Linked DNA regions of Homo sapiens: region 1 is linked to region 2. The links are chromatin loops, found by intact Hi-C in ENCODE. Cell type or tissue: ovary. All regions are shown on one strand. Each heading gives the region's core, and the rest is flanking DNA. Links, peaks and the distances in the headings are about the cores only.

Region 1 (2,906 bases), core at 308-2,807, 120 kb before region 2:
GCTTGCCCTGGAGGTGGGAGAATGGAGGAGGCACCCTTCCCAGGTGCTCTGTCTCTTCCTGAACTGTAAAGATGGGAAGTGGGCAGGGGCAGGAAGGATGAGACCAGAATGGGGAGAAGAGATGGCCAGGTTTGCAAAGCCAAGGCTGTCAGAGTGGCTGTCAGTGGGAGGTGACCCCAGAGCCCATTTACCACCCTCTACCCTCCAACATCCTCCCTCTCCCCTCTCATCCCCCTTCCCTCCCACTCACTCACCCCCCTTTACAGAAGAGGAAACTGAGGCCCAGAGAGGGTAAGTGGCACAGGCCAGACCAGACCTTCCTTGACATGGTATTCCTCAAGCGTGGCACAGTGCCTGACTCTGAGAAGATGCTCACGGGGTTGCCAGTAGAAGCCACATTGAGGAACCCTGGAGAAACCAGAGAAACTGAGGCCTTGAAGGGAGATCAGAGGTCCAGCCCTCACTTCCCAGGACTGCCAGCACTGGCCCATGAACAGGGCAATAAGGTGCCTGTTTATTCCCACTTTGAAATATCCAGAAGGTTGCTCCAGAACCTCATCATCTAAATCCATCCACAGGCATATCGAGCTATGTGAAAACTGAAACTCATAGGGGAAGCTTTTGGAAGAATACGTCTCTCCCTTTATAATGGATTTAATTATCGAGTGGATTTAATGCCTTCATGATGCTTGAGGGATGAAAGATGTTACCAATTGTAATAATGATAGATGTCATTTATGAAATGCTTACACAAGAAGGCCCTTTTGGATATTAGTCCTAGTCCTTATAGCATATTTTGCAAGGTGGTGTCATTTAACAGAAGAGAAACTTGAGGTTAGGCAGGTTAAGTACCTTGCCCAAGGCCACACAGTTTTTAAGTGGCTTAGGGGTGACTTCAGCCCAGGCTTGTCTGTCTGTCCCCAAAGCCCCAAATCTTCCTACACCTCACTGTCCCTCCTCCCAAGCCTCTCCACCCTGTAAACTCAGTCATTCAACAAATATTGATTGGGCCAGGCCTTGTACTGGGCACTGGAGATGCCATGGTAAACAAGGTGGGCCTGCTCCCCTGCCCTCAGGGAACATAGTTCTATATGTTAGGGATACATTTCATAAACAAGTCATAACCAACCCCCAGTATGAGTATGATGAGAGGGGTCTTCAGGGAGGTGAGGTATCCTCTCTTACCCTGTGGCCTGGGGCTGGGAAGGAGCTGGGGGCAGGTTGGCGTTGAGAACTGGGTTGGTGTCTCCCTCCAGAGGGGATAAGGCCCAAGGAGAGAACAGTGTCTTCAGCAGGCCCCTCTGGAACCCAGGCCCCTCTGGAACCCAGACTGCGGGTTCCAGAGGCGGCCAGCAGAGGGAGCCCACAGCCCAGGCCTGACGGACCCCTCAGCTGCTTATGTAACTGGGAAAGCTGGGGGAGGAGAACAAACCCCAGGCACGAGGCACGTCACACACACAGACACATGTCCCCACTGTAATGGAGCGGGGATCAGACAGAAAGACGGCTCCCAGAAACACACCCCCACAGAGCCATGGGCAAACACACACAAGCTGCAAAACAGCGATGCATGGTGTAGATTGGAGGGCACTCATCTCATCCATTAAAAACACACACCTAGGCTGGTGCCCGAGGGTGGGGTGAGCAGAGAAAGGAGGAAGGAAGCCCTTCAGTGAGTTTCCAGGCCAGACTGAGACACGAAGGAGGAGGGAGCCTGGGTTTGCAGAGAGACCTGGCAGGTATGCAGTAGTGACCATGAGGGACCCTGATGCCCGGCTGGGCTGTGTTGTCACTGCCATCACCAGCTTCCCACCTGCCCTCCATGTACTACCCCAGGCATGGGCCTGCATCCGACACCCGTCCTGTTTCACATGAAACAGGTCTCATTTCACCTCAAGATGACATATACACAAGACACCAAGGTGACACTGAGGTGTCATGAGTATTGTTAAAGATAATTGAGACCCACGCTCTGCCCAAAAGCAGTTTATAATCCAGCTGAGATGTGACACACCACAGTCACAACCAAGCAGACAGCTCTCAGAGAGGAGCACGTTCAAAGACAGGACCATTCACATATGCTGACCTGTGTCAGGCACTAAATGTGATCTCATTTATCCTCATGTGCTATTATTATCCCTGTGAGAAAACTGAGGCATAGAAAAGTTAAGAAACTTGTCCAAGGTTAATGCATTAGTTACTGTCCACACAGGGATTCGAAATGGATCGCCTCACTGTGGAGCCTGTGCTTCTAACTCCTGTTATGTTGCTGCTTAAAGACAAACGTCACTAGGGACACAGTTAAATATGGGCTTAGCACACATGAGTATACACCAAGCTGTAGACACAGATACTGCCGTGGGGACAAAGTGACAAATACATCAAATACATAAGCACACATGCTCGTCAGACTGTCAGACATATAGAAATGGCACAAGCATACACATAGGACTCAGCTCTCTCTCTTTTAAATGTGTATCAACCGTAGCTTTGTGGGGAGCTAAGGATCACACACAAGAATGTCCTGTGATTTGTGTGTGTTTATAAAGCATTGGCCCATACTGCCCTGATGAGCTATATTTTCCCACCCTCCCAGAAGGGAAGATTCTCTCTGCTGAGTTGCTGAGAGGCTCAAGCAGAGTCAGAGACAGAAGTAGTGCAGAAACCTACCCTCGCCCTGATAACAAACTCATTCAGAGACACACTGAAACAGAAGTGCACACACAAAGATAAACACAGAGACATTATGCACACCCAAACACCAAACACACTCACAGAACCACAAAGCCATCTCCCCCCCGACACACACACACACATTCGCTTTCCACCCTCTCCCTCCCCTCTTTTCTCCCTGAGCCAGGCATCTGCACCTTCATGGTGAACTGTGTGTGTGTGTGTGTGTGTGT
Region 2 (2,906 bases), core at 97-2,596:
CAGTGCCTTTAAAGAACTGGGCAGCAAGTTATTCCTCCCTATGACAATAAGAATCAACAGTATGTGGATAAGCAGAAAGAAAATAACTTCTGCAGTCAGCCACTTACATCTTTTAACCCTGTCAGCTCAGTGGAAGCTTCAGCTGTGGGTGCCCAGATCTTCACATCATGGTCTAGGCCACTGGTTGCCAGCACAGGCAGGTGAGGGTGGGGCTCAAGACAGTTTACCTGGTCAGGAAGAAAGGAAAACACAGACTCAGCAGTGTGTGGGAGTAGGGTTTAAAAACCACTACTCACCTTGAGCCAAATAACTGCCCTTGATCAGGGCTGAGGCAGCTGCTGGGGAAGGGAGGCCCACCCATCCTGAGCCTAAGCCAAAGGGCACTGAGGGTAGAGAAACCAGACACAGACTGGGTATAAGACCAGGCACATCAATCATTTCCTATGTATAGGTCGGGGGTGGCTTCATCCCCAGATATGGCCCTAGGGGTGGGTGAGTGGACTGCCCAAGCTTACTGCTGGCTTCGTAAGAAGACAATGAAATCCAGATGACCTCATTCACTCCAGATTCCAAAGCTCCAACTTGCCCAAGGCTGGAAAAAACCATCTCAGTGGCTTTCACCAAGTGGCAAATAAATTTTAAAAAATGAAGAAAGCAGCAGCTGCCAATGAACCCCCAGAGAAGAGTCGGAGAACTATATTCATTTGGCAGTGTTTACTAGAACTGGAGGAAGGCACAGGCTGAGAAGAGGAGGCTGAGTTGCAGGGAGTGGTGGGAGTGATGGAGGCTCATGTCTGCTTGAGAGAACCTTGCACATCCCAGGGGGAACATCCTACTACTTGCCCTGAGCACAACAGGCTCAGCTATAAGGCAGCACATTAAAACCAAGCAGCTTCTTGGGGCTCCCAAAGCCTCAATCTCAGCCACCCTCTGGGTAAATTCACTGAACAAGGCAAAAGAAATAAACTCCAGCAGGCAGGCCTTCTAGCTTAGGCAGCTTCCTTCTGTCCGAAAGGCACCCAATGCCCCCTGCTGTCTGACTTGGAAACATGAGCTTCCCTAAGGGAAGGGCAGGGAAGTTCCTACCCCATCCAGAAGAGTTAGTTCCAGATCTAGCTGCTAAAGCATTTTGAGTCTTTTAGTGAAAAGAGGAACACATAGGAAAGGCACCCTGCCTTGCAGCTGGACCTATAGTCCAAGAAAACAACTTCTTTTAGTTCTCTCTGGACCAACCACCTCCGCTGCCTCACCTGCACAGGCAGAGAACAGCTGAGGAGAAGTCAAGGGCAGGCATGGAAAATAGAGCTGACCTACAGACTTCCCACTTACTTTGACTTCCATCTTACAAATAAACAAATGCTCAGAAAAGACTGAAGCTAAGACTGAGCTTATGAATAAAACAGAAACCCCGTTCTTTATCTCCTCCTCCCATTCCACATATCAGCCTATTGTGAAGTTTATCTTTGGGCTCTTTTAGGCAGTGCAGTTAAAGTCCAATGCCTGGAATAGTATCTATCTATAGTAATGGACAACTTACATATACAAACCTGCACTTTTTCATCTATCTCCTAATAAGCCCTTGTTACAGACCTGTACTCTGAGCTAGCTCTGCTTGAATAAGTCAGGAAAATAAAAAAACACAGGGGAACAATTCCTTGGAACTTAAGACTAAGGAAAAAGCCAGTGGCAAGAGGAACAAGAGAATAACATACAGTACCTGAATTGGAGCCTGCGGGGGGAGCCGACAGAGAACTTCTGGGCCAGAGTACCTGGTCACTTCACCAGACCTGTCTGAATGCCAGGACTTATCCTGTCAATAATGCCTGAGCAGAGAAAAGAGCTCTGGCCTTAGATGACTGGGCTGGGGGAATGTAGAGAATGGGATCAAGCATCAAAGTGCTCTTGGGAGACTAAGGGGCTGTCCTCTGATACCACCCCCAACCCTTGTCCCTGTGAAGCTGAATGGGAACAAAGAAAAGATCCTCAAATCAGTCAGGAGATCTGGGCAAGGCAGAAAATAACTTCTAAGATCTTTGGTTCTAACATTCTACGTTACAATTACATTCTACTCTACATTTACAATTTGCATGATATAGAACTGCTGAGTCTACTACATTGAAAGTAGTGCCTGGTAACCCCCACTGCTGGAAAATTAGGACCAAAAAACAGAGCAGAGGGAGCCAAGTAAAAGACCACATCGATCATTCAGCTTACACAGAGACAAGAATATGTAAGGAAATTTGCTTCAGGGGTAGCCTCTATATCTCTTATTCTACTCATTTACTCTTAGGACCACTAAAACTTAGGCCTGGGGCCCACCCATCCCAAGTAGATGCCTTCCTCACCTGGGCAAATGGGTTAATCATCAAACCCTGGCATTGGCTGAGCTAAAAGCAAACTGGCCTGCAGAATGCTTTTGGAGAATGGACAAATGCTGGCCTGGGAGAGGGCATTCAGCCCTGCATCTCTCTGGAACAGAATGCAAGGCAATAGCTTATGTCAAGAAAAAATTCACTGGCCCCTTCTGACTTCCTTTCTCTAAATGCCTATTGCATAATTCCCATTAAGACTCAAGTGTTTTGGGTTTGTTCACTGCAGATGACACAGGGGGACCTATGGAAGAGTTGGAAATGAAGCAGGGAAGAGTGAGACACACCTTGAACTTCTAGACTCCTCTCCATTTGTATTCAAACCATAAAAACCCTAGATCTATGCAGGTCCCAGGTCCCTGAAATTTAGAGGAAACCAGAAGAAAATTTGAAATACCCTTTCACCAGGGCAAGAAAAACATAAGGAATGGGATCCTGATTGCAAAGAACCATTCTAAATTCTAAAACCACTCTCTGAAAAAACCTCATCAAGAGATGGCTAGGCTCTTTGAAGTTCCCCACAGCTAAGAAGGAATA

Evidence for each region. Peaks named below come from ENCODE experiments on the same cell type or tissue, not always from the same donor. Only the 100,000 strongest peaks of a DNase experiment are listed, where the experiment ranks them.
Region 1: a loop joins it to region 2, with 5 times the contacts of the local background. A loop is called at or near these places in 50 of 110 quality-filtered maps.

What each region holds. Positions count from the first base shown.
Region 1 is chr1:160,099,807-160,102,712 of GRCh38, forward strand. No RefSeq gene overlaps it. Among named protein-coding and RNA genes, the nearest start is that of IGSF8, 2.6 kb to the left of the region's middle. RefSeq lists an enhancer at 1,090-1,590. In ovary, for the core only: a CTCF peak has its summit at 1,363 (motif pointing right); a DNase peak (open chromatin) is centred at 1,405; H3K27ac peaks cover 1,593 bases.
Region 2 is chr1:160,218,742-160,221,647 of GRCh38, forward strand. DCAF8 (DDB1 and CUL4 associated factor 8) reads right to left here. Exons shown (of 14, transcript NM_015726.4): 12 at 108-227. Among named protein-coding and RNA genes, the nearest start is that of PEA15-AS1, 11 kb to the left of the region's middle. In ovary, for the core only: a CTCF peak has its summit at 1,039 (motif pointing left); a DNase peak (open chromatin) is centred at 1,017; H3K27ac peaks cover 779 bases.